Linked DNA regions of Homo sapiens: regions 1 and 3 are each linked to region 2. Evidence: chromatin loops called from intact Hi-C (ENCODE). Cell type or tissue: CD4-positive, alpha-beta T cell. All regions are shown on one strand. Links, peaks and the distances in the headings refer to the core of each region. The heading gives the core; the rest is flanking DNA. Region 1 overlaps LAMB3 (laminin subunit beta 3). Region 2 holds the start of LOC105372899 (a long non-coding RNA gene). Region 3 overlaps PLXNA2 (plexin A2).

Region 1 (8,000 bases), core at 1-8,000, 59 kb before region 2:
ACATAAGTGTGGAAATTGGGAGGGAGTTTAAGCCAATGATTCTCAACCCTCGTTATGCATTATAATTTCACTGAGAGCTAAAAATGTTGCCCAGCCCTCCACCCTAAGATATTCTAATTTTATGATTGGCTTTTAAAGCTCCCAGGTGACTCGAATGTACTGCCAGGTCTGAGAGCCACTGGTTTGGGGATTTTAAAGTCTCAGCTAGTGGTGAGATATGGGGCACGGTGAGAGACCAATGTTTAGTACAGATGCTAAGTCTACCCTAGACCAGGCGGATTGGCTTCAGCAGGGATGGGGTTTGAGACGTTCCAGTTTAACAAGCCCTCCCCTCCCAAGGGGTTTTGCTGTGAAACCAAGCTTGAGAACCACAGGTAGAGAAGAGAGAACCTTGAGCAAAGAAGCAGAGGGACCCAACATGGGAGCGTGACAGCTGTCCTAGTGACAGGGGGACAGGAGGAAATCATGTAAGATGGCCTGAGTGGGAAATAGAGGTGGCACAAGCCTCAGCTGGCATTCTTCTTTCCACTTCTGGGCCAAATTCTGCCCCAGGCTGCAGAGGTGTACAGAGGGAGGCCAGCTCAGGGAGTGTGTCATCTGTCAGGGCCCATGAGACATACTCCTAGAACCCAAGGCTGAGTGACACAGAGGGAATACAACATGCTATGACATGACGAGGTGGGAGGGAGCCACCCAGCCCTGGTGGTCCTCAAATCTGGCCATGCAGTGGAATCACCACTTTTAAAAGGTGCCACTGCCTGGGTCTCATCCCTGAGATTCAGAGTGAATTGGGTCTGGACCTTGGCATTTTAAAAAATGTTCCCCAGGTGACACTGAGGTACAGGCAGTGTTGAGATCTATGGAATTAGAGGCACCAGGGAGGCCTTATGAGAGAGGTGCCGTTCTAGCTGGAGCCTAGCTGGCAGGATTTTGTGAATGAATACAGAGAGAAGAGAATTCTAGGCAGAAGAAAAACCATTGCTAAAGGCCAAAAGGTGGAGAAAGTAGGGCTTGCAGAGGGAGCAGCTAGAAGTTCATCTTGCTATGCTGTCAGCAGGACATGGGAGCTGAGAATGCAGCTAACATGATACAGGTCCTTGAATGCCAAGCTGAAGGTGTTGGGCTTAATTTGGAAGGCAATTAGCACGCAACAGCTATTCTATTTTTATACCTTAATGAGTCTAGTGACAGTTCATCACAACAGTTCCATTAACCAAACAACTGTATTCATAGATTGTTGGAATAGAAATCTCCAGAGGGCCCCACCAGCTTCTGGATCCCACAGTTTGCCAAGGGTGTCTGAGCACCTGCCAAGCGCTGCCTCTGACTGGGTGTCATGGGGGTGTCCAAGTGCAAGCAGCGAGCTTGCAAAAACCTCACTAGGGGAGCAGTGCGGGCACACGCACGTGCACACACACACATGCTCATATGTGCAGAACAATAGCAGACAGTTTCACAGGAGCTGGGTGAAGTCTGCGGCATTCAGAGGAAGCTTCCTGGAAGGGTTGGGATCTAAGCCAGATCCTGAGTGGTGCGCAGAGGGTCAGAGGGCAGTGGGCAGGTCCATCCCTGGTGCCCTTCTTTGTTGATTACTCCTGATGGCTGACGGTCCCCCTCCCAGGTCCACGATGTCTGTGTCTGCCAGCACAACACTGCCGGCCCAAATTGTGAGCGCTGTGCACCCTTCTACAACAACCGGCCCTGGAGACCGGCGGAGGGCCAGGACGCCCATGAATGCCAAAGTAGGAGCTTTGGATCACCCCTCCCCTGTAGGGTCTGGGTCGAGTGCTGGCCCCTCTAGGCCTTGATGATCTCACCTGGGATGCAGGGGGATCCAGTCTTTCTTATGTAAATCTAAACTGAATTGCACCATTACAATTCAAGCTCTCCTGGCTCTGTGAGGATGGAGAGAGTATTTGGGTGACATCCTCCCACTGTCCCCAGCTAGAGCCTGCTTCTTCTGGCCTCTCCAGTTGCTTTACCCTGTTTAGGACATATCTGGTTTTTCTATTGTCATTTTTCCTACTTCAAATGGCTCCCTAGAATCAGGCCCTTTGTTTACATAAATGAGGAAAACAGAGATTCTCATCCTGGAGACAGGCAGTGACCCAGGAGGAGACCAGTGTTGGCAGTGGGAGGGTTGGGGATAGAGCATTCAAAGGGCTCTTTCTTTGGCCCAACATGGCCACTGTTCTTGGGTTTATTCCAACAGTAAGAATCAGGAAGGCTGAGTTCTTATTCTCCTCTGCTTTCTTATTGGTCATGTAACCTTAAATAAGTTATACAAACCTCCCTTGCCCTCAGTTTCCCCACTTCCCTGCCTTGATCATCTTGCAGAGTTGTTACAGATGCCAGTGAGCTTTTGTGGAGCATGCTCTGTAGATAGCAAAGGTGTGGGTCAGATGTCAGCCCTGGGACTCTCTTTTTCCAGGGTGCGACTGCAATGGGCACTCAGAGACATGTCACTTTGACCCCGCTGTGTTTGCCGCCAGCCAGGGGGCATATGGAGGTGTGTGTGACAATTGCCGGGACCACACCGAAGGCAAGAACTGTGAGCGGTGTCAGCTGCACTATTTCCGGAACCGGCGCCCGGGAGCTTCCATTCAGGAGACCTGCATCTGTGAGTAGAGGCTCCGGAGTCCCAGAGTGTCATTTGTCTGTTACTCCCCATCTCCTCTGGGTACAATAGAGTACATGTTCCTGGGCACACCAAGGCCCTCAGGGAGCATGAAAACTTGGCTGTGAGTCAGGATTTGTGGGAGATTATTTTAATTTAGCTATTACTGAGCAAGTCACTTAACCTCTCTGGACCATCAATCAGACAATCAATCAAGAGTTAGGCTTTATTTGGGGCATAGGGAAGAAAAAAGTAAACATAAGATACAGTTTGTGCCATCAGGGAACACACACACTGTTTGGCAATATAAACTGTATACACCTGCAGAAGAGGGATGAAAGCACCTTTTCCGTATGTATATGATTGCCTTTACCATGTTGTAATGAGGTTTGTGATTTAATTTTCTATTTCTCCCAACATCGAGAACTCCTCCATGGCGAGGATTATTTCTCACATCCTCTAGCCCTAGCACACTGACTGGAAAATAACTGATGCTCAGGGAGTGTTTGTGAATGTAATGGGAGGCAACAGGCAGAGGCAGCTTAACATGCACACAAGAGCCAGCGACTTCATATAGGAGAGGGCTGCCTGGACTGAAGCAATCAGATTCGGGCAGGTTTAGTCAGAAAAGACTTTCTGGATGAAGGGGTCTTACATTTTGAAAGGTCTGAAAGAAGTCAGGGAGTGGGGGTTGGGGAAAGCTGAGTCACTTTCTGTTGATGTTTGTTTCTGGGAAGAGTGAGACAGAACTGAGTTTGATCCCTGTTTCTTGCATGAACTTGTAATGAGAACTTGAATAAGTTATTTGACATATCTGAGCCTCGGTTTCCTCCTCTGTACAATGAGAATAATAATCTCCAGGATTATCATGAAGATTACATGAGGCAACATATGACAGTTCCCAGTTCAGTGGTTGGCACAGAGTAGTTGCTCAGTAAGTAATGACAACAAAACCGCTTCTATAGTACTTAGCATGTGCCAAATATGCTCCCCCTGCTTTATGTTTACTCATTTCTTTCTCTCTCTCTCTCTCTCTTTTTTAATGGAGATGGTTTCGCTCTTGTTGCCCAGGCTGGAGTGCAATGGCGCCATCTCAGCTTACTGCAACCTCCGCCTCCCAGGTTCAAGTGATTCTTCTGCCTCAGCCTCCTGGTAGCTGGCATTACAGGCATGCGCCACCGTGCCTGGCTAATTTTGTATTTTTAGTAGAGACAGGGTTTCACCATGTTGGTCAGGTTGGTCTCGAACTCCTGACCTCAGGTGATCCACCTGCCTCGGCCTCCCAAAGTGCTGGGATTACAGGCATGAGCCACCGCGCACAGCCATTTACTAATTTATTTCTCATAAGAAGCCTATGAAGGCTGTATCATTATTTTTATTTTATAGACAAGGAAATTGAGGCACAGAGGGATTAAGTAACTTGACTAAGGCTGTGAATTTGAAATCCAGTGGTGGAACAAGGATTTGAACCAGGCAGCCTGGCTCCTGGAATCTGCTCTGAACTCTACTTTTCTTTGTTCCTACTGCGGTGGCTGCTGTTGTCTCTCAGCCTGCGAGTGTGATCCGGATGGGGCAGTGCCAGGGGCTCCCTGTGACCCAGTGACCGGGCAGTGTGTGTGCAAGGAGCATGTGCAGGGAGAGCGCTGTGACCTATGCAAGCCGGGCTTCACTGGACTCACCTACGCCAACCCGCAGGGCTGCCACCGTGAGTAGGGGGCTTGGCCCAGCATGACGTGGGGTGGGCTGCATGGGGCCACCAGACCCACGGCTTGCCCTGCTCACTGTGCTCTCTTCAGAGGAAATCCCACTGCAGGGTAGACAGAGGGGGTATGCCCGGGCCTTTGCCAGGAGTCCGGACTTCTTGCCCTCTTACCCAGCGCCAGATGCTGTGCCACTGGCCTCCAGCAGGTGGCAGCACACGTCCGAGTTGGAAGGTGGGACTGAGTCAGCCAGATGGAGGGTGGGCAGGCAGGCGGCTGAGCTGCCAGGTGGCTGGAACTGGTGGGACAGCGCAGGGGTCCTGTGAGTCAGCCATGTCATCTGCAGGGAAGGGCCCTGCCCAGTTCTTTTCCCAGGCAGCGCCCCTCCCTGGATGTGTGTCCTCTGGGGGTGAGTTTTTCATGGAGCGTCTGCCTGAGCTCAGCAGCTCTCCTCCTGCAGGCTGTGACTGCAACATCCTGGGGTCCCGGAGGGACATGCCGTGTGACGAGGAGAGTGGGCGCTGCCTTTGTCTGCCCAACGTGGTGGGTCCCAAATGTGACCAGTGTGCTCCCTACCACTGGAAGCTGGCCAGTGGCCAGGGCTGTGAACCGTGTGCCTGCGACCCGCACAACTCCCTCAGCCCACAGTGCAACCAGGTACGAAGTGAGGGTGGTCCGGGGGCCCCCTCAGTGGGAGGGGGGTCCTGAGCACCAGCCTCTCTGCTGCCCCTCCATGCTGCCCTTCTAGGCCTCTCCCCTGTCAGACTGGGCGTCTTCTGTCCCCGTTCTCATTTGGGGAAGTCACCAGATGTCCCTCCCTCTGTGGCTCTTGGCCGTCAGTAATACCATATGCACCACACCTTCTGAAGGGCCTATGCTGGGCCTTGACTTCAAGGCTCATCTCTGAGTGGGAGCCCTTGTTTTGTGGGCACAGCAGCTCTGGAGGTGGCCATGAGCCCTGGATTCTACCTGTGGACCAGGAATCTAGGACACAGTCCCTGACACCAGGGTAAGGCAGAGGCTGTGAGGCAGGGTCCACTGACGGTGCTCTCCCCACGCAGTTCACAGGGCAGTGCCCCTGTCGGGAAGGCTTTGGTGGCCTGATGTGCAGCGCTGCAGCCATCCGCCAGTGTCCAGACCGGACCTATGGAGACGTGGCCACAGGATGCCGAGGTGCATGCTCAAAGCCTGGGGGACGCTGAGGCTCTGGGGGCCGAGCACGCGGGTGGGCACATGGTGGGGGCGTGTAGGTCTGCAGCAGGGCAGGATGTCCTGTACTGATGCATGTGGTGTGGGCCTGGGCAGCCCTGTGAGTGCACACACTCCGGCCTGTTGGCATGGCCTCCAAGCCCCTGAGGCAGGCCTATGCCCGCTGTTCCTGCGTCCCCGTGACATGCTGGTTGCTTTGCTCCCCACTTCCCTGAGAGAGAGAGAGCATTTCCCAGAAGCCATCTCCAGGGCAGCAGCAAGGAGGGGAGGCTGTTTCTTCCCTCTTCATAGATGGAGGAAGTGAGTCCTGAAGGGGAAAGGGTGTCGTTTCCCACGGAGTCAGTTTGATGTCACCACAGGAGCACAGGCCTTGGAGTGTGCAGACCAGATTGTGGTCCCAGCTCTGCCCCTGCCTCACTGAGTGACTTTGAGGGAGCTGCTTCCCCTCTTTAGACTTGGTTTCCTTCTTAGAGGAAGAGGCATGCTGTACTTAACCTCTCTGTCCCTCAGTTGCCTCATCTAGAAAAAGTGGGAAAACAAGAGTGCTAATTCCCAGAGTGGTGTGAAGATCAAATGAGTTAATGTGTGTGTGTGACTTTAAGTGGTGCCTGGCACATGGTAGGTGCTAAGTAAGCGTTTGCTTTCACTGCAGCTGTTACCATGGCTTTTATTCTGGCTGCGACTTCTGTTATTCTAAGTCATGTAGAAAGAGCCTCAGGTCAGACCTCCTCTTCAGGGCTCTCCCTGACAGCTGCTTCTGTCTCCCTGACCCCTGTCTCTGACTGTCATTTTTCTTGGCCCTAGCCTGTGACTGTGATTTCCGGGGAACAGAGGGCCCGGGCTGCGACAAGGCATCAGGCCGCTGCCTCTGCCGCCCTGGCTTGACCGGGCCCCGCTGTGACCAGTGCCAGCGAGGCTACTGTAATCGCTACCCGGTGTGCGTGGCCTGCCACCCTTGCTTCCAGACCTATGATGCGGACCTCCGGGAGCAGGCCCTGCGCTTTGGTAGACTCCGCAATGCCACCGCCAGCCTGTGGTCAGGGCCTGGGCTGGAGGACCGTGGCCTGGCCTCCCGGATCCTAGATGCAAAGAGTAAGATTGAGCAGATCCGAGCAGTTCTCAGCAGCCCCGCAGTCACAGAGCAGGAGGTGGCTCAGGTGGCCAGTGCCATCCTCTCCCTCAGGTAATTCCCTTTCCCTGCCAAGCATTTGCAAGAATTATGCTCCAGGGGTTCCAGTACCGGGCATGCTGGTCCTTCCTTACATTTGTACAGTGCATTACAGTTTAAAGGCATTTTCACAGTGCTCTCTCTTTCAACCATTACAACAGTCCTGTGAGGCTGGTGTGGTTTTGCAGATGAGAAAACAGGCACAGACAGGTGATGTGACAGAGCCACATGACCACCGAAGGGCAGAGCTGGGCCTCAGAACACAGTCCAGGAGCCCAAGCCCAGCGTTCTTTTAAGTGCCCAGTGCTGCCTGTGGGAGAGAGTCAGCTCTGGATTAGTCACCCTGGCGGAGGGCATCCGAGAGGCAGGGGCTCTAAAAATAACTCACGTGTGGCTTTGGAATGGAAGTTGGTCCCGCCCACACCCCCATCCCACCAGCAGAGGTGCCTTCTTAGTGAGGTTCAGTTCTGGAAGCTTCTATAATTAGTTTGCATTCCCTGAGCACTGGCTTTCTGACTGTGCACAGAGCCATCCAGGTGTGTGAGTGGTGGGGAAGGAAAAGGCAGCCTGAGAAGAATGAAAATGGAGGCTCCGTGACTCACGATGTGCTAGAGCTTCTGGCTGGGGGCTCCGGGAGAGGAACTCAAGCGAATATTGAAAACCAACCTACCTTCCTTCCTTCCTTCTTTTCCTTCTTTTTTCCTTCCTTCCTTCCTTCCCTTTTTTTCCTTCCTTCCTTCCTTCCTTCCTTCCTTCCTTCCTTCCTTCCTTCCTTCCTTCCTCTCTCTCTTTCTTTCTCTTTACATAATTTTAGAGCATCTATGATGAAACAAGCATTGTACAGGCATTGGGGATATTGAAATTAGTATGACATAATCTTTGCGCTCAAGAAGCTCGCACTGGGGAGAATGATGTGTAAATGGTAAACTATAATGTGACGCATGTTATAATGTGTCATGGCAGGCTTCACAGAGGTGCCTTCTGACCTAAGTCTCAGATTCGGGCAGTCAGTCCACCAGATTCAGTAGGTTGGAAACACAGGCATGGAGGGGCATTCCATGGAAGGGCGTTCTGTGCCTGATCAAAGCCTGGAGGTGGAGAATGTGAGGCTTGGAGGAGGGAGCTGGTGGTTGGGTTGGTGGAGCTGCAAAGGGCACAGGGAGAGAGGACTCTCCAAGAGCTCAGTGGCCAAGGGCCTGGGAGGTAGACTCTGAGCCTCCTTCGGGGGGATGACCAGCTGGCAGCAGTGATGGGATCTGGAGCTGAGTGGGAGGTGTGGACTGTGGAAGAGATTTTGGAGCTGCAG
Region 2 (10,170 bases), core at 1,307-9,306:
ACCTCTATGAAATCCTCCATAACAAAATAATCCTCTCTCTCTACAACATTTGGCAATACCTCACTCATAATTCCATTATATGCAAAATTTTCAATTATTAAATTAATCCATTTCACTAAATTTTGAGCCCTTAGAGTAGATTCTGTGGCTTTAACTACCCAGTGTGTAGCAGCTAGTAACTTACTAATTCATCCAACAAATGTAAATTAAAATTCAGGAAGCAGGCTGGCAGGTAGCATGAGGAGGTTTGGTGGGAGAATTCAGGGCAAGAGCCATCAAGGCAATACTCCAAGCCCAAGGTGAGGGTGGAAACAAAAAGCAAGGACATGTCTTTGTCCTAGTGGAATTGGACACTGGGCAGAGTTCCAATGCAGAGATGGCAACACGGGAATATCCGGTTCAGGGAAGAGAATTGGTTGTGGGAGCAAGGCAGAGACTTATACACAGTTCAGCATTGGGCCTGAGAAAGGCTGGATGCTGACTGAGTCTCATGAACATTGAACTAAAAGGGCTTTGAGGCTCCTTAAAGGAAGACGGTCCTGGTGTCCAGGCTTGGGACCATGCTGAGTCTGCTGCTGGGTACATAGGCTTGAAGTTCTCTCAGTTGCAGCTGAGGAGCTGAGGGTGCAATGAGCCAACAAGTCAATAGACCAGACTCATGACCATTGCTTTGTCCTCTTTTCTCCAAAAAGTGAACACAGGCACAGATATCCCAGCCTTCTAACCAGAGCAAGGCAGCATTAGTGTCTGATGGAATCCCAAGGGACTCTGCCTCCTGCCACCATTAAATATTAGACATTTTGTGCATAGAATTGACATATGAAACCTGCAGCAGAGACACTGATAAACCATCCATACAGGTATTACCTGCTTCCTCTGTGTTCCACAAAGCCTACTTCTAGTTTTTTTTTTTTTTTTAAATTTTATTTATTTATTTTTTTTTGAGACAGAGTCTTGCTCTGTCGCCCAGGCTGGAGTGCAGTGATGCGATCTGGGCTCACTGCAAGCTCCGCCTCCCAGGTTCACGGCATTCTCCTGCCTCAGCCTCCCGAGTAGCTGGGACTGCAGGCGCCCACCACCACGCCTGGCTTTTTTGTATTTTTTAGTAGAGATGGGGTTTCACCATGTTACCCAGGATGGCCTCGATCTCCTGACCTCGTGATCCGCCCGCCTTAGCGTCCCAAAGTCCTGGGATTACAGGCGTGAGCCACCGTGCCCGGCTGTCTACTTCTAGTTTTTAAATTCAAGGACTGTTCTGCACCTTTTATCTTCTCAAGAAGAGTATGGCAAAATTTCTCCCTTCAGAACAAGACCCCTGAGAGAGATTCTGCTTCTAGCCCATGGATTGGAGAAGGGTATATTAGAGCTCAGGTGTGTAAAACAAAACACGTCTATGGGTGATGTTTATTCAACATGAAAACAACTGGAATGTGACATGAAAAAGTCAATCAATCACAAATCTTAGTATAAAGACAGTTCAGAGCCAGGCATGGTGGCTCATGCCTATAATCCTAGCACTTTGAGAGGCTGATGAGGGCAGATTGCCTGATCTCAGGAGTTCGATACCAGCCTGGGCAACATGGTAAAACTCCGTCTCTATAAAATACAAAAAATTAGCTGGGCTCGATGGAACGCACCTGTAGTCCCAGCTACTCAGGAGGCTGAGACACGAAAAATGCTTGAATCTGGGAGGCGAAGGTTGCTGTCAGCTGAGATTGCACCACTGCACCCCAGTCTGGGCAACAGAGTGAGACTCCATCTAAAACAAAACAAAACAAACAAACAAACAAACAAACAAACAAACAAACAGTTCAGGTCCTAGCATCTCTTTGCAAATTCTCATCTCATAGAAGAGCTTTCCATTCTAAATTTGAGTCCCTGTCGGGTGACTTCAGATGAATCTGAGCCTTAGTTTTATCTATAGAACAGGAAGAATAATGCAATATTGACAGCCAGTGAGGTCTGATGAGCATGGAGAACATCTACGAGGTCTAAACAGCACCCTTTCCCCTTTCTGCACTTCTACCCCCTTTCTGCTGGAAAATGCTCATTTCCCCATTATATGACTCTAATGGGCATCACAACTTCTGTGTAGAACCTACCCCTGTTCACAGTTGATGAGTCAAGTCGTGAGCTCAAGTCCATTCAGTTCCGTTTTGCTGCCAAATGAACTTACTTCAAATTTATATTTTAAAAAATTCTATTTAGATTTCCAGGGCACTTTGGGGATTGTGGAGCATGGAATGTGGAATTGTAAGTAGTTGAGTCTAGGCATATTTGGATCACACATCTAATAGAGTCTGTCGTCTCTATTAGAACATGAATTCTTTGAAGGCAGGGATGAACACCACCCCTGTCCTATAGTCACTTCAAGTTCAGCATGTCCACAACTGCACCTAAACAGGGAGTGAGAAACCATTAGATAATAGATAGTGAAGTGAAGCCGGGAGCATGAAGGATTGGGGTAAAGCAGAGCCATACAATGACCCTGACATCTTCTTCCCCACCTGTTCCTCCACCTGTGTCCTCTGTCGTCTTCTCCATCATCCAACCTAGAAGTCTGAGCCACTTGCACTCTCCACCCTCCTTTACTCCACAACATCTGATAAGCCTCCAAGCCTCGCTGATTTTACCTCCTAAATATTTCTTATATTTGCATGTTCTTCTCCATCTCTTCATGGGTTGACTTCATCATCTCTTACCTGGATTATAGTAAAAGCCTCTGAGTTGGTCTTATTTCCTCTAGTTTTGTCCTTCTCCCATTCCCATTCTTTCCTAGCCCTGCTGGATTGATGGAACATACCACTCTTGTTTAAAATTTTACCAATCAGTGACCAGCCTGACCAACACGGTGAAACCCCATCTCTACTAAAAATACAAAAATTAGCTGGGTGTGGTGGTATATGCCTGTAATCCCAGCTACTTGAGTGGCTGAGGGAGGAGAATCACTTGAACCCAGGAGGCAGATGCTGCAGTGAGCCAAGATCGCACCATGCACTCCAGCCTGGGTGACAGAGTGAGACTCTGTCTAAAAAAATAAAATAAAATAAAATAAAATAAAATAAAATAAAATAAAATAAAATAAATAAAATCTACTTAATGAATGTGGCTTTTTTTTGTTTGCTTTATCCCCTGGCCATTGGCATCCCCATCTAGCCTGGAAGATGGGTTGGTCGTTAGGGGAGGCATGCCCTCCCATTATGAGGTGAATTGTGTCCCTCCAAAATTTATATGCTGGGGTCCAAACCTCCAGTATCCCAGAATGTGACCTCATTCGGAAGTGGGGTCATTGTAGATGTAATTAGTTAATTTTAGATGAGGTCATACTGTTGGAGGGTGGGCCCCTAATGCAGTAAGACTGATGTCCTTATAAAAAGGGGAACTTTGGACACAGGCACACACAGGCAGAACGCCACATGAACATAAAGGTTCATGATCATAGGATGATGCTTCTATGAGCCAAAGAATGCCAAAAATTGCAAGCAAATCACCCAAATCTAGGAGAGAAACATGGAACAGATCCTCCCTCACAGCCCTCAGAAGGAACCAACCCTGACAACTCCTTGATCTCAGACTTCTTGCCTCCAGAATTGTGAGACAGTAAATTTCTGTCATTTTAGCCACCCAGTTTGTGACCTTTGTTAGGCAGTCCTCCTAGCAAACTAACGCACCTCCGCAGCGATGGTTAAGACTGAACTCTGGGGCAGGAAGCTTGCTTGGCTGGGCAGGGCTGCAGTAAGGAATTATGGGGCTCAGCATGCCTCCCGGCTCAAGTGCTGGAGGGAGAGCTCCCAAGGATCCCAAGTCTGCCTTTGCCACCCTCTGAAGACACGGATTCGCTGACAGCGTGAAATCTTGGATCTCCATTTTTTCCCTTTCAATCTGAGTCAGAGCCCATGGGGTGCCCTTCAGGAGCTGTGGGTGCAATATGCTTTCTATGTCAGAATTAGCCAAGAGGTGGGTTGCTGTTGCCTTTTTCCAAAGCACAATCCCCACTGCTGGTCCATCTGATAGGTACTCTTGCAAGAGAGGAAAGATATGTTTCATGCCTTTAACCACCTGGAGACCGGACCAGAAAGAATTGCTTTAGCCACTACTCCATGTGCCCTTAGTAATGCTAAGCACACCTTTGAGCAGGTTGGAGACCTCTCATAACACAGATCATCGATGCAAAATAACTTGTTGGAGTGCTTAGTCAATTTCCAACCATTCCTTCTTCTCTGCTGGATCTCTGGTTGCAGACATGGGTTTGAGCTGTCAGCAAGAATTGTGAAAGTTGAGTGTGTGTGTGTGTGTGTGTGTGTGTGTGTGACTGAGAGAGAAAGAGAGATGGATGGAATGACTGACATGTATCTTTGATGGCTGTCCAACCAAAAGAAATAGGATTTTCAGATTTCTTGAAAACTGTGGTGATTCAAAATCATTGCCAGGGAGATTTTGAACTTTCATTAAGAAAAACAGGAAATGAGAGACTCGTAAAACCCAGGGAGGAAATCTGACATTTTGAGGCCACTGATTGACTCCATTTGAGGCACTAACAAGAACCATCGAGCGTCCTGTGTTTCGGATTAAACAGATTCTTCTTGATGAGGGAAACATTCCCCGAGAGATACCTTTGAGGGCGGACCTGTAGCTTACATTTGAAGCTATGAGACTATCGCCCTCTGCTGGCCAGAGGCTCTTTGCAGCTAAATCCTACGCATCCACCAATGAGGAAAACAAATTCACCTAATCCAGTGAGTCCAGGTGGGATTTTTCTATCTCATATATATATATATTTCATTTCTCAATTTATTGTGGGGAGGGGGTATTTGGTGAGACAGAATAAAGAAACAGAGTTTTTAATAGCATACTTATTGAAGTTACAAGAGGCTATCACAATCAGTAGGGAGAAAGGTTATTTTTTGTGTAGATGCTTCAACCTGAAGAATTGCTTTTTCTTACTGATGCTAAGACTTAAATCCTCTTATGATGATATTGTCAAATAAGAACCTGCCACTGGCCCACCAGGGTAGAGAAAGAGTAGATGCTTGGGTCAGGTTGGGGACTCTACAGTTTGTCTTTCCAGATGGAATAGGGCCAAGGGGAAGTGTAGGGGGAAACAGGGAGGAAAGTGGGCATAAGATCCTCCTAAGGGGGATCTGTATGACCTGGGAGGCAATTCTTTGAGAAATGCAAAAAAAAAAAAAAAAAATTGTCCATCCTCCTGATCAATTTACTAGGAAGAGTGTGATTTTAGGGGGGAACAGACACTACCTGAATGGCCTTCCAGACATTGTGGGGCATTGGTGAGGACCCTGAAAGCCCTTCTGTTGGAACTGGAAACCATTTTGACATATTTGGGCATATTTGGGATATCAGTAGAGATGCTTGGGTGGGGATCCCCTCTCTGTAGAACTGTTTGTATTTGGATTATTCGGGTTTGAACTATTCACTTATCTATTAATCATAATCAGGCCTTCTACTATAGTCTCCTCTTATCTTCAAAAATAAAGTTAGCTGGGTAGTGATAGAGCAGAACAGTGATTTAAAACATGGACTCTGGTGTCAGACTGGTTGGATTATAATCCCAGCTGTGTCTCTTATAGCTCTATGACCTGGGTGAGCGATGTAATCACACTTTGCCTCAGTTTCCTCATTTATAAAATGGGTATAAATGGTACTTACCATGTAAGGTTATTGTGAGGGTTAAACGAGTTGATACACAAAAACTACTTAGAACAGTTCCTGGAACATAGTGAGCACTCAGTAGTTATTTTCTGTCATCATCATCATCATCATCATCATAAATGACCAAGACTTATGAGGCCAGATATTTGTTCCCGCTAACCACCACCCCATTTTGCTGTGATCACACATGTTCTTGAGAGTGAAAAGAGATATGCTTGCTTGGTATGGTTGACAGTACTGTTCCATGAAAGGGCCGCATGTATAAGGCAACCTCCAAATGCAGAAGGAGCCAAGTAACCAAAGAAAGAGGCAGACAAATATAGTTTGTCAGTTTTGAATGATTTATTATGGGGAACTTACAGGCAGAAGCAAGGTCTTGGGTGGTCCCAAGACAGGTAGATCTCTGCACCACAACACCCCCCAGACCCAGGGCTTATATCTTGAAGAAAAAGCATACATGCTCTGGAAGGGATGTGTAGATGGCTATGGGTGTCACAGCCTTTGATTTCTGCAACTACAAGGGTTGTTTTGGAGGAAACTTACAATGAATAGATGTTCCTACATAAAGAGTAATACATCAACTAGACATTTTGGAGGCATTCCTGGACTCGGGGTTAGTCATAAGTTACATGATGAATTACCATTTAAAATAAAGTCATTCTTGTCCCCACAAGTACAAGCATTCACCAACATCCAATCCACTTCTTCTAGAGACATGGAAGACTCCTGCCTGGAATGTGGGCAGGGCCATGTGAGTAGCTCTGGTCAGTGAAATGTGAGTGCATGTGGCTTATATCATCACTTCTGGGCTGAGACAGTTAAAAGCCCACACATGATTCTTCAGTTTCTTTTCCTGTGCCACAGCAACCAAGAAGGTCACATGTTCCAGAAGCTGCAGCTATAAGGTGGGTGGGGGGACCTAAGTGGGCCTGGGCTCTTGAGTGACTATGTGGAGCAGAGCTGCACTGACTCTTTCTTATCCATGGGTAGCACAAGCGAAAAATAAACTTCTGTGGTGCAAAGTCACTGAGATTCAGGAGTTGTTGCCAAAGCGGAGCCGAGCTCAGTGGTTCCCAGTCTGGTCCCAGGTAAGTATCGGGGGATGTTTAAGAGATGCAAACCCCCAGGCTTCACCCCACGCAAGCTGAATCAGAGGCTGAGGATGGGGCCAGAGTCTGGGTTTTAACAACTCCCTCAGGTAATTCTGATCTAGCTCAGGATTGAGAACCACAGCTGTAACTGATCTTGAATGAAACAGGTGCCAGAAGCCTGAGGTGAGATCTCGCTCTGTCAGCTTCCAGTTATACAGGGAGCTTGCCCCAGAGGCCACCAGTGTTTGGGATGATCCATTCTGCTTTACTTCTTTCCTTTGGTAGAGATATTTAAACACTAAACACCTGAGAATATTTAACTACAAATATACTGATGTGGTTTGGCTCTGTCCCCACCCAAATCTCATTGTGAATTGTAGCTCCCATGATTCCCATGTGTTGTGGGAGGGACCTGGTGGGAGATAATTGAATCATCGGGATAGTGTCCCCCATACTGTTCTCACGGTAGTGAATAAGTCTCAATAGAGCTGACGGTTTTATAAGGGGAAACCCCTTTTGCTTGACTCTCATTTTTTCTTTGTTAGCCACCACGTAAGATGTTCCTTTGCTCTTCCTTCATCTTCCACCATGATTGTGAGGCCTCCCCAGCCATGCTGAACTGTGAGTCAATTAAACCTCTTTCTTTTATAAATTCCCCAGTCTTGAGTATGTCTTTATCAGCAGCGTGAAAACGGACTAATACATATACTAAGGCCCAAGCTACTTACCTGAAGTTAAGAAATCACCTGGAAATAGGTTCAGTTGTAGCCTTAAGAAGGTGAATGCTTTCTAGATCTTCCCAGTTATGTCTGAAACCATCAGGTTCATTGCGCTCTTTCTCATTCTTTGCTTGACAGCCCCTCTCTGAAGCAGAAAAGAAAGAGTCTGATGATCCCTATTTCACAGAGGAGGAAAGTGAGGCTCCAGGCGGTCAAGTTATTTATCCACAGCCTGGAGACATAGCTTTGCCCTGCCTACAGCCCTAGTGCTGCACCTCACACAAGCAGTACTCAGTGAAAAGTTGTAGAAAAATGAAGATAAAAGACATTTGCTGGCCTCACACATTGCTTAATTGTCTGAGCTTGTCTGAGTCTCAGTCGGGTGCTCATTGCTGTGCCTGGGCGGGTGCCCCAGGAACTAAAGTTGAGGGTGGAGGCAAAGCTAAGGGTAGACACGGGAGGGACAAAGCAAAGGGCTGGGAAGGAACAATCTGATCCAGCCCTCTCTTAGCCCTTTGCAAGGCAGAGCCGTCCCAGAGAAGTGAGAGCCTGTAGTCAGCAGGGGGCAGTGTTGTTCTAACAAATACCTTAATAATGGCTGGTGAGAAGGCTGCCCGCGCATCTAAGCTTGGGCAATACTGATGGGATTGAATTGATCGAGGCCAGAGGATCTGGTCCCTTGGAAAAACAAAAACAGCGAAAAAGATGGGCACCTATATACCCACTATCTATATTGGGCATTTTCTGTGAAATTCTTTCAATTTTTCTGTCTGGAAAATGTTATAATAAAATTTTGGAAGTAAAAAGAGGATGGAGCCCTCCTAGGCTGCGCCTGTCTCAGCCCTGCTGCTGCGGTTGGTGCACCCATCTGGGTCCAGACCCATAGCCACTGGGGGCAGTGGCATGAGTCTTCACGGAGCGTCTTATTCTTGATACTCATCGTATTCTCCCTGCCCAGAGGTATGCTCTGCCAGCTCTCTTCTTTGCTTGCTCCTTTTTCTCCTCTGCTATTTCTCCTTCTTCCCGTCCCCCTCATACTCTCTCCTGTACCTCCATATCTGACTGTGAGTCAGGTGGATGGCTCATGAGTCAGCAGGGCCAGTACTGGGGATGTGAGGGGTTAGGTGTGAAAGACACAGCAGATCCCGTCCCTTCGGAGTTTATAGTCGTGGAAAGACAGACCCACAGAGGCAGAACTTAGAGAAAGAAGACAGGAAAGCACTGAAATCATGTTCTCTGGGCCATAGGATACATGCAGGTTTCAACCTCGATTCAACCTTGGCAAAGGCTCTCTAGTTGTTCAGGACTTCCCCATCATGAGCTTTCTGGAAGGCACCTCTTCCATGTCCAAACATGCTGCAGGGTTTCGCGAGATAGAGCCCATCCCTATACCCAAGAGACAAGCAGTGGATTTCTTGATTTGGCTGTGAGGGGGCAGCTCAGCTCAGCTCATCCAAGAGGTCTCACATAAGCCTTCTTGTGGTATTCTATAATCCATTCTTCCACCTACCTGAACCATTCCAAGGCTCTGTGACCCAAGGATGACCCAGATTTGAGTCCAGCCTCCTAGTACCACTCCATCCACAGGTGGAACTCAGCCAGGTTCTAAATCAGCCCGGCTCCATGACCCCAGATACTAGCTTAGCCTTCTGAGAAGGAAGCCATTTCCTGCTGCTCTGCTGCCAGGAGCCAGGATGCCCCATCCGGAACTGGGTGTGGGGAGATGAGAGGCACCATTAGCAGCCATGGCTACACTGGCATTAGGAGATTAATGAGGCTTTTTGAATAACAAATGTAGCTTCAGCCAACTGTTGGCAATTAGTTAGAGCAAAGCCATGCTGTGCTCTGACTCTGTCAGCTGGGACCTCCAAAGGAGCATTACAGCAGGAAGGACTAGACCGGGAGGGAAAGAGTTGAAATTCTACCTTCCACATTCCAGGCCGGCCCTGTAGGTGTACAGTGACCCTGGGCTAAGTCTTCTCGTAACCGTCTTTATCTGAGATCATGTTGAGAGACATGTAAAGCAATGAGGGGCCTTGAGAGATCATTTTGTCTACCAGCCTGCCTCCACTCAGGACCACACAGCAGTGCTTCTCGAGGTTTAATTTGTATATAGGTCTCCTTGGAACCTTGCTCCCAGGTGACTGCTGATGTTGCTGGTCCAGGAACTACTTTGAATAGCAAGACCCACGAGAGAGAGAGAGAGAGAGAGAGAGAGAGAGAGGACAGAGAGACAGAGAGAGGAGAGAGACAGAGATGTGGGCAGGGGAGCATGCTTTGGAGCCCAGAGCACATTTATTTCATTAAGTTGAGATTTTAGTCTTTATAATTCATTCATCATTTACTTCATCATTCATTCAACAGCATCTACTCTGCTAGGCAACTGAATTCACATGTATTGGTACAGAGAGAAGGGTGAAAATAGTTTGGAGTAACCAGAGAGTCTCCTGGGACAGGAGGAGAAGCCTGGGGAAAGCAGAGTGGGTGCAGGACTGGGCCCCCAGGGTGGGCCTAGCTGCAGGCTAGCAGATGCTGCTGTACTCCTCCCTTCCAGGAAGGCCCTACCAAAGCTGCAGTGACTACAGGCCCAAAGCCAAGGCACACAGTGGACAGGGAGAAGTAATGCTCACATCATCTTCTCTTTAAGAAAGAAAATGCATCTTAAAAGCAGTAGGAGCTAATTTGCTCTT
Region 3 (10,170 bases), core at 1,100-9,099, 1.5 Mb after region 2:
TAAATAGATGGCAATTTAGAAAACACATTCAGGGAGTCAGAAGCCCATGAGCTCGAAAATTATCATTCCTTTATGAGGCAACTCAACTCCTGATTCACTGAAGGCTTTATACACTTCATTGTCTTTCACTCATTGTTAACACAATAAATAACACTTTTAATCATTTGTTTTTCAGTTCAAAGTATGGTATAATTAATTTCATTCTCTCTTAATGAATCAAACTATTCTTTGCATTCGGGCAGATCCTGTCAGTTACATTTCAGATAGACAGGTGGACCCTAATATGAATAGAGATTGATTAGGATACCTTTGGAAAACTCACAAAGCTTCTTTAGCATTGAACGTGAAAGTAGTAGTAGTAGTAGCAATAATTAACACTTGCATAGCACTTCCTATGCCAGAGAATGTTTGAAACACCATACATACATACATATATATAGGTGTGTGTGCATGTATTCATTCAGTTAATCATTTAAATTATTTAAGGTTATGTGCATGAAGGCAGAATGGAAAGGTAGACAGAGGGCAAAGAGGGAACGACTCCAGAAAATGGTGTCTTCTATTCTGAGTCCTGAAGTCTTCCTGCCTTTGTTTTTGCTCCTCAGCTCATCGGGGCCCTAGAGCAGGATGAGCAGGCACGGCGGCAGCGGCTGGCTTATAAGGTGGAGCAGCTCATTAATGCCATGTCCATTGAGAGCTGAGAGGAGGAGCCTCGCATTCCTGGGAAGAGGGACCTGTCCAAGCTGTCACACTGGGAGTCTCAGATGGAAGGACAAGTGATGGGGATCAGGCCCCAGAGCTTGCTGTCCCCTGAGACCCCATCCTGGGGAGAGGGGAGGACTCCTCTCCCTACGCCAGCCAAGTTTCGTCATAGCCAGTTCCAGCTGGGAGAGACAGTGGGCGTCGTCCATCCTCAGTGAGAACACCAGAGAACCCGGGGCCGGGAGAAGGTGGTTCTTCAAGCCGAGAGGCACGAGCTGGGGACAGTTCTGCCTCTGTGACTGCTGCTTTGCATGAAAACTCATTTGATGTATATTGGGGAAATAATGAGAACTTTATTTAATTTTTTTAAGAAAAAGGGAAAAAAACAGAAATAAAACAAAAAGCCGCCCTGTTAATCCCGTCCAACTTTTGTTTAATTCTGATTTCTGTCTCCCTTCCATCTTTTCTCCCATTCCTCCTTCTTTATATAATGCCTATTTCCAAATGCCAGAGAAAGCAGAGATGCTGAGAGACATTGGAGAGAAAATGACTGTCTCCTTTTCCTTGAAATTAAAAAAAAAAAAAAAAAGAGAAAGAGGAGAAGAAGAATGATGAGCACAAGTATGCACCAAACACTTCGCAAAAACAGAGGCCAGTAAAACCTGGAATTATCCCGGCAGCCAGAGGAGTATGGAACTTCCAGAACTTTGCACAAATTGCAAAGCCATCAAGAGCTCACCCTGGCTGACTGGAAACTGAGCTTTATCTACCACACACCTGTATATTCTCATCTTTTGAGAGGAGATGTGTACCTAGATAGTACCAATGCTTTTTGCTACTGTTTTTTGTTTTGTTTTATTTAATCCTAAACCTCAACAAATGAGGAGCTGGTCTTTGATATGTTTCCTTTCAATTTCCCTAAAGTTACTATGAGAAGTGGGGTGAGGTGGGCCTCTCCCAGACCAGACACCTGGCAGCCCTGCCTCATATCAATCCCTGTCATAAACCAGGCACCCTGGGGAAACGGCCTGGAGGTGTGTGGGCCAGGCCTCCACGAGGTTCCATTTGAAAGTTGATTTGGAGACATAGGTGTTTGACTTTGGAGTTCACTCCAATCATCCAGTGGTCCCTGGCAATTAAAAAGAAAACAAAAATCAAACACTGTTTACAGCAAGCAATACTTGAAGAGCATAGGTTACAGAAGCTGCAGTATTTATTATTATGCTTTCTTTCTTTCATTCTCTCGTGCCTGGAGAGGGGAGACCACCCTTCGCTCATATACGGAAGCTCCTGACCATCTGGGCCTACAGCACTTCCTCAGTAGAAATGACTGTGGCATGCCCACGTTACTACCTTCTGCCTCTCTTTCTGCCTCTCACGGACTTGTGAGTGTGAAGGACAAGTGGATGACTTCTCACTGGACTTTCCTTCTCTGTCTCTTCTGATGATGCCTAAAACTATGGATAACCAATTCTCCTGAGTGTAGATTCCAAACAAAGAGACCAAAGCTCCATGCCCAGGTCCAAAGGCCCCATAGAAGCCAGTGGGAGTCATCGAGAGGAAAGGCGCTCTGTGAGTGTCAGGACCTTGGTGGCCAGGATAGCCATCAGAGTGTCCAGGCCTCCCACATTACCTTGGATCCGAGCAGCCAGCTCCAACTGTTCTGCAAGCAGCACTGGAGTCAGGGGGTAGGAGGACAAGTGGAAGCAAAGGTGTGGGACTGGGGAAGACAAAGAGGAACAAGCTGCCCTTCCTCACTTTTCAAAGGGTCAGGAATCCTAGGCTATGATGCTGGGAAGCTAGACCAGCTCCTCCAAGAGAGACTAGACCAGGGTCATTTTCTCTGTTATTAACTCTGGGCTCCAGCTTCTCCGTGCCCTGCTTTACCTCCAAGTGGTTCCAATTTCCAAAGGCCCTGCTGACCACATGTGATTCCCAGGAGAGGGCTGGGGGAGGGGAGCGCAGAGGTCTGGCTTCCATCCTTGGCGTGTAGCTTTGGATCGCTGTCTAACCACACAGCAGACGTTGCCCGGTCTCCCCAGCTCTAGTTTCTTGCCTGAATGCGGCTGACAAATGGGAAGAGAAAAGCATTCAGCAAAATACTCAGGAAACTTGCTGTTTTCATTATAATTCACAACCAGCCATGCCAAGGCCACTTTCTTTTGAAAATCCACTTCTTTAAAGTTTCTCAGGCCCTATTAGTAGCCTGAAGGAAATACTAATGACTGGCCTTCCGCACTAAGCCAAAGTGTTTGCTCTTCATAGCACTCAAAGCTTATCAGCGCAGAGCCCATAATTTATGGAGATAAAAGGAAAGGAGATATAGGTAAGAAGAGTGTGACCAGGAGACCTTATGCTACCTGTAAAAAAGTTCAGCCCACCCCATCTAACTTCTGAGCTCTGTTTGGGTGAAGATTTTCTGGCCGCATGGCTGCTCAGACTGGCATCCAGGCTTTGCTCCACCAAGAAGTTAAAGGCAGTCGGACATCTCAGTAGCATCTCTACCAGCCCTTAACTCAATGCATCTACCTGGCATCTCCCAGCAGTTACTTTTGGAGACGATTCACTGCCCCTGGGGCGTTTCCTTGAAGGTTTGTGGAGAGCGTGGAGAATGATGGGGCAATGGCCAATTGGAGGGTGGAGAGTGAAGAGCCGGAGCTGGCTGTGAGTGGTTTGGCCACATTTCTCAGGATTCCATGAGAGACTTGGGGAACTTGGGCTGACAAAGGAAGTAGCCTGGGGCATCCTTAAGGAAGGAATTAAGAAAAGGGAAAAAGCTGGACTCAAGCCACGCCATGAGGGTGAAAGGTTATAAGGCCCTGCCCCCTTTCCAGCTGCCCACCTGTTCCTCCTCCACACCTCTTCGCTTTGGGCCACCAAGAACCAATGAAGTCCACACCCTTTGGATGAGAAAAAGAGGGAGTTGGTTGGCCTCTCTTCTCCCTGTTATCCAATTTGAGGATATTTTGACCTTGGGTAAGGATGAAGTGTTAAAGCCACAGCTCCTCTCCACAAGAAGCCATTCATCTTGGGGGAGGCAGAGAGGGAAGTCTCTCTCCAAAGTCTATCCAGCTTCGCTTCGTTTCATTGATCTGCACAAGAGACAATGCTCTGGAAAAGGAAGAGGACCCCAGAAGGGTGCTTGGCAAGACAGAGGATGCTAATGGGCAATGGAGAGCACTCCCTCCAGCTGGCCCCTGCTGCTGCCTCCCGTCCTCTGCATGGGGTCAGGTGCTTCTGTGCTTGCTGTCCTACCTCTCTCCACAGCAGGGCTCTCAAAACCATTTTGATCCCCCATTGGCAGAGGGTTCCCCTCTTTACAGAGTTCAGTCATTAAAAGCATGGATCAGCTGTTAATCTCATTGGAGGAGGGAACTGTTTCCTGCATTCATTCATCTGGGAACCTTCTTGAGTAGCCACTGTCTGCCAGCCACTGCTCTAGAGATGGGAAAACAGCACGGAACAAAACCAAGGTCTTTCTTCCAGCGAATTTATATCCTTCAGGAAGCTGGTTCCTGCCACCAACTTAGCAGGCAACAGTTCTCCTCCCCTAGTGGCACAGGGTACCAGTTTTGTAGGAAAAGTGGTCCAGCAAAGGAAGAAAGCAGACCAACCCAGCTGCCTTACCTTATTCTGGGGCCATTCCCCCAGCGATGAGAGCTGCTCTTGTTTCTACTGCCACCATCTCTTCTGGCTGCACTTCACCTGCTGCTTGAGCTTCTGACCTTCCTTCAGTTCCACCAAATGAGGACAGGAAATAGCAGTCAAGACCCCTGGCCCTGCTGAGCGTGAAACAGAAGCAATGGATGAGTGCTGGACGAAGAATGGCCTGGGCAGAACAAATAGGGAGCATTTGAAAGCTTCTGGCTGATAAATCTCCAGGTGCATCCCGGTTGCCACGCCTGCCCCCATTAACCTGCTCCTGGTAAATACTGATCCAGCAGCTGCTCCAGGAGAGGCCGTCTTTTTTTCCCAGCCACGCTGTGTCTTGCATGAGACTCCTGGGGCCTGGGCACAGAGAGAAAAGAATTGAGACTCAGGAGGCTCAGTGGGTGAGAAAATGCAAAGTGGCTTCACAGACACAGGGCTGTGGGAGCAGATCGACGGGGAACTTGGGAGATGAACTTCAGGGCCTTCCGACGCCTTGTCTCAGGAACATGCTTTGAGAAAAATGGTAGCATCCTTTCCATAACTCAGTCTCTCTTCCCTAGTTTCCCTGAAGTGTGACGTTTTAGTATCTGGAGCTCAGTGATCCCCATGAATGAGGGATAAAGTTTCACTCTTGGTATTTTCTAACTAGTGCTAGGGAAAGTCCTGAGACACGATCACAGCCACTGCTTGGCATACAGGGCCTCCACCCAATAAGCAAACTGGAGATTCCTCAGCCTCTCGTGGACACCCACATCTCATTCTTCTCACAGCAGAGAAGCTCTCCCTTCAGCCTGAGCTGTCTTCTTTCTGCTGCAGTGCAGCCTGCTCCCTCCTACCCTGGCCTCAAGGAAGGTAGGAAACATCTTCTGCATTTCAAAGTCCTCACTTTGACTTATTTGGCCTTCATCTTGGCATGGAAGGTGGCAGGCAGAATGGAAATACTCCCCCCAAACAGAACAGATATTCTTGCGTGTGTAAGGGCAGAAGGGACAAGCTCTCTATCCCATGAGACTAGGGGCCGGAGCCCACCTGCCTTTCCCCACAACTTTTCCTGCTCAAACCCACTCCTCTTGACACACTGGAATCTGTATTATATATATTTTTAAGAAAATACAATGATGGTTGTCTGGTTTTGTTGTTTTTACAGGTGTTGTGGAATAAAAACTGTAAGAAAATTAAGTATTTAAAATGTTCCAATAAAGTGGGGTTTTTTGTTATTCTAATATATTATTGTGTACCTATTGTAAATATGAAACACTCCTATTTTGCAAGCTGAGGACACAATTTGTACTGTTGTTATATATAAATAAAGTTTACTGAATTAAAAAAACCTTAAATCTTTAAATAAACCCGATTGTTCAGCAGCATATATGCAGAATAACATTTTAAGGGCATATTTAAGAATGGTACTCATGGAAATATGAGCTAAGTTGTTTTGAGGGAGTTTTAGAATTCTCTCTGGAGCCAGAGCTTATTAATGTACCAGTCATCATCATCAACATAACACACACACACACACACACACACACACACACACACACACACACACACACACACACACACGAGATACCGTGGCTTATACCAGCAGGTGAACACTGCCCCCTAGCCCCAAGACCTCAGAATACAGCTTTCCTCCAACTGGAGGCAGCTAGTGTACTCCATGAGTTAGGACCCCTTCCCAGGAGAGAAGGGAGGTCTCAGAAGAATGAGATCCTCCTCTGCCTCCATGCTTAATACATGTTCTTCATGTGTTTGTACATTCATGTATACAAAGTGCATTCTTGTGCTTGTACAAAACGTATTAAGCACGGCCTGGCACTGTGGTAAGTGCTGGGGGATAACATAATAAGTGAGAAAGACATGATCCTTGTCCTCATCAACCTTTTAGTGTAGTGAAAAGCATAGGCTTGCTTAAAAAGGAATGTTTCACCATGCCTTGAGAAGGGGTTTTATGGTTGCTTTTTTTTGGTCATTTTCAGTTAAAGGATTAAAGGTAAATAAAGGGAAAGATGCCAGATAGTGTGTGCTTTTAGATCCAGTGCAGGTAAGACAAGAAGGCGGGCCCTGCCTAGGGGAGAACAGTAGCTGGGCAGACAAAGTCCAGAGGCAGCAGAAACATCACAATTCCACAGTAAGCCTGAGAGGTAGGGAATTGATCTTAGGACTCCTAATCCTTAGGGGTCCCTTAACCCTAGGAGGTCATGCCTCCTCCCCTCCTCTGTACTTTCATCTATTTTACGTTCTGGTGTTCCAACATGTGTGGGTGACACTTCTTCTCTCTGGTAAGAGAAATAGATGAGAATAACTCAAGTATCCATCTGACATCTCAACTGAGCATGCAAGCAAACTGCTGCTCACTATTTCCATGATAATGGGACCAGGAGAGTTCTGGGTCTTCAACCTTATACCAGGCACTAAGAGTAGAGCCTCCTGAAGGATGAGGTGCAGGCCCTGCCTTCAGAGTGCCTCCAGTCTAACATGGACAGCCAACACACAAGGGAGAATGGGGCCTGGGACTTGTAAAACAAAACATGTAAACAAGTGCATGTTGGTAAACATAGTGTGTGCTTACAGCTTCAAAGAGATCATAATTGGGAAGATTGTTAGTCCCGACTTAGCAGCCTCTGAGTTCACAGTGTTTGTGGGTCCCCCATCCACACCGCACACATGTACACACACACACCCTTCCCAGATGGAATGGAGAGATGCAAAAGCTGGTCCTGAGGGTGAGAAAAATGCAAACATAACACCATGAGGAGTCAGGAGGAGAGGAGAAGAGTGCAGTGCTGAGGTCTGCATGTAATTAGTGTGTCATTTTCAACAACACAGTGGGCCTCAGGCCTGGGGAGTGCACCCTTGGGCCTGGGGAGTGCACCAGAGCTTTTTACTAACTTTAAACCATCCTCCTCTTCTCTCTGAAATGCAAACCTAGAACCCTGGAGGCACTCGAGTGTCTAGCAGTGAAAAATGTGTCTTTTCTCAGTAAAAGCAACAATATGGCCCTGGTGAGCTCCAATGTGGGACAGAGCAGTTAGATGAGTCTTGCCTCTGTCACTGCCTGACTGGGCTCCTGGCTTCACAAGAGGCTGGGATACAGGGAAATTTGGACAGAGGAGGACGTTTCTCAGTACAGGATCCTTACTTCCCTGAGTTTTCTCCAATCTTCTTGCTGCTCCCCTCACCCCACCGCCATCTGTCCCCTCAACAACTTGGACTTAGGGTATCCCTATTATTAAATACCTGCTGCAGAAACTACCATCCTCTGGCAAGGAAGCAAAGGAAGAGGATGGAAGCTACCAGGTGGTCTGTCTTGTTCACTGTCGTATTCCCAGAACAGAGCACAGACCCTGGCCCACAGCAGATGCCCCTTGAGTATGTTCTGAATAAACAGATGATGGAATGAATGGAACTTGGGAACCACCTACCAAATGCCAGGCTCTGGAACATCCTCCCTTGTAGGCTTCTCATGCTCACATGATAAGAGTTTTCCATTTTTTAGTCTGAGATTCAGAGAGGTTAAGGGACTTACTTAAGACTGCACAGTTACAAAGTGGTAGAGCCACAGAGGTCTGATTCCAGACTTCACATTGCACAGGCTTTTTCCACTGCACTTTCCACACTACCTTTCATTAGCTCTAGAACCATTGAATACTTGGAAGTCCACCCCAGAAATGGATCCTTCCTCTTGTAACAAGAAGATCCTATGGAGACACTCTTCCTCATTCACCAATAGTCATGTTTGTTCAATGCAATTGATATCTCTTCCTCACTTGCTATGAGCATGACACTAGACTAGGTACTATTAGGAACACAAAGGGAGGGAAAAGCTAAGTCCTGAAGTTGCAGCTTTCCCTGGGTTTACACTCTAATGCCAATACCAAATCATTATTCTATAAGAAAAAGATTCATCCCTTTTATTAGGGGTATTTCTATCTCATTTTTACCACAAATGCAAAATAATTTTGCCAAACTGTGTCAGTAGAATTCTCAGAGACCTATTTTCCTCAATTTGAGGGTAAAACCTGCATGATAAGACACTCAAGAGAATTTAGGGAGATGGGTGCTGCTGATTGTCTGCGCTTGATCATATCAACACCACGAGCTGCCAAACATCTCAGCTCAGCAAGTGAGCTGAAAGACAGAGGAGGCTTCCACCTGTCAGCAGCCAAATGAGCAGCCCACCAAAGCACATGCACAGAAATTTCTACTGCATGTAATTGCATTCATCTTATTCCTGGCTTTGCTTTATGTCTCTGTCTCATTTATCTTGATTCCTCACCCCTACTCCTTTCTAATTGCTAGGTTTCATGTATCCCCTGCTAAGAGCATAAGCTTTGGATTCCGATTGCCTCGGGTTGAATTCCATCCTCAAGCTGTATGGTCTGGGGCAAGTTATATAACCTCTCTGTGCATCAATTTTCAAATCAATAAAATGAGGATAATAATATGCATCCAATAAGGTTTTTATATGGGTTAAATAAGGTAATGTATGTAATGGACTAAGTATTACAATAGGTAAATGAGCAGGAGAGAGAATGAACCATACATCCTTCTTTTTTTTTTTTTTTTTTTTGAGATGGAGTCTTGCTGTGTCACCCAGGCTGGAGTGCTGTGGCGTGATCTCGGCTCACTGCAAGCTCCACCTCCTGGGTTCACGCCATTCTCCTGCCTCAGCCTCCTGAGTAGCTGGGACTACAGGCACCCGCCAGCACGCCCGGCTAATTTTTTGTATTTTTTTGTATTTTTAGTAGAGACGGGGTTTCACCATGTTAGCCAGGATGGTCCCGATCTCCTGACCTCATGATCCGCCCGCCTCGGTCTCCCAAAGTGCTGGGATTACAGGCTTCAGCCACTGCACCCAGCCACCATACATCCTTCTTTTACAGGCAGCCCAGGAGGACCTACAGGCAGGAATTGATGAGCATCTCCATCTGACTGTGGGAAGAAGTTGAATTAATAGAAGTTTTGGAGATGAAAGTTGGTGCCTGAGAGTTAAGTCCTTAGGAGACTAGTCATGGATGCTAACATAGGAAAATAGAAGATGAATCAAGGTTTCACCCAATGGCAGAACCAGCTATGAACCTGCCAGTGAACATGCTATAGGTAAATGGGAAGTGGCAGACAGAAGTGGATCAAGCCTAATTTCCATGTGCTAAGGCCACAGACAGGGCTCAGTTGGCTACAAGAGTCTGTTGATGGCCTCCTGAAAGCATGCCCAGATCAAGGGTCTGAAAAGGATTTGGGGCCTACTAGGAAAGGTAGTTCTTCACCCTGAGAGCCAGAGGGCAGGGCCAGCCCACAGGCAGAGGATAACAGCAACAGAGGGGAGCAAAGAGGCTGGAGGCAGAGGGCACAGAAGGACCCCAGAAGGACTATTCCCAGCAAGAAGTCAAGGAAGTGGAGTAGGAAACGGGCTGGAGCACTCACCAGACCTGAGAGGGGGATTCACCTATCTCCCCTCAGGAGGAGTCTGGGCACCTCCACACTGAGCTGGTTTTAGGTAAGTGTATTAGTCAGGGTTTTCCAGAGAAACAAAACCAGTAAACCAATAGGGTGTGTGTGTGTGTGTGTGTGTGTGTGTGTGTGTGTGTGTGTGTGTGTGTGTAAGGGGGTGGAGATTTTAAAGAATTGGCTCATGCAATCATGGGAGCTAGCAAGTCTGAAATCTGCAGGTCAGGCTGGCTAAAAATTCCTGCAAAAGTTGATGATGCAGCCTTGAGTACAAAAGCAGTCTAGAGGGAGAATTTCTTCTTCGGGAAACTTCAGTCTTTTTCCCTTAAGGTCTTCAACTGTTGATGAGGCCCACTCACATTTTAG

Evidence for each region. Peaks named below come from ENCODE experiments on the same cell type or tissue, not always from the same donor. Only the 100,000 strongest peaks of a DNase experiment are listed, where the experiment ranks them.
Region 1: a loop joins it to region 2, with 11 times the contacts of the local background. A loop is called at or near these places in 73 of 110 quality-filtered maps.
Region 3: it touches region 2 in a loop (17-fold over the local background); 2 of 110 quality-filtered maps call a loop at or near these places.

The regions. Positions count from the first base shown.
Region 1 is chr1:209,624,357-209,632,356 of GRCh38, reverse strand. LAMB3 (laminin subunit beta 3) reads left to right here. Exons shown (of 23, transcript NM_000228.3): 9 at 1,622-1,742; 10 at 2,432-2,620; 11 at 4,167-4,322; 12 at 4,778-4,974; 13 at 5,379-5,490; 14 at 6,331-6,709. Among named protein-coding and RNA genes, the nearest start is that of MIR4260, 4.8 kb to the right of the region's middle. RefSeq lists enhancers at 2,006-2,507, 2,508-3,009. In CD4-positive, alpha-beta T cell, for the core only: CTCF peaks have their summits at 4,322 and 4,522 (motif pointing right); DNase peaks (open chromatin) are centred at 4,536 and 5,086.
Region 2 is chr1:209,564,124-209,574,293 of GRCh38, reverse strand. LOC105372899 (a long non-coding RNA gene) reads left to right here and starts at 6,471. Exons shown (of 3, transcript XR_922537.2): 1 at 6,471-6,575; 2 at 6,661-6,758; 3 at 7,307-7,346. In CD4-positive, alpha-beta T cell, for the core only: CTCF peaks have their summits at 4,470, 4,676 (motif pointing left), 7,851 and 8,052 (motif pointing right); DNase peaks (open chromatin) are centred at 4,643 and 8,053.
Region 3 is chr1:208,017,774-208,027,943 of GRCh38, reverse strand. It overlaps PLXNA2 (plexin A2), which reads left to right. Exons shown (of 32, transcript NM_025179.4): 32 at 606-5,702. The coding sequence ends at 701. Among named protein-coding and RNA genes, the nearest start is that of LINC02767, 64 kb to the right of the region's middle. In CD4-positive, alpha-beta T cell, for the core only: no CTCF peak of the experiment used is centred there; a DNase peak (open chromatin) is centred at 5,943.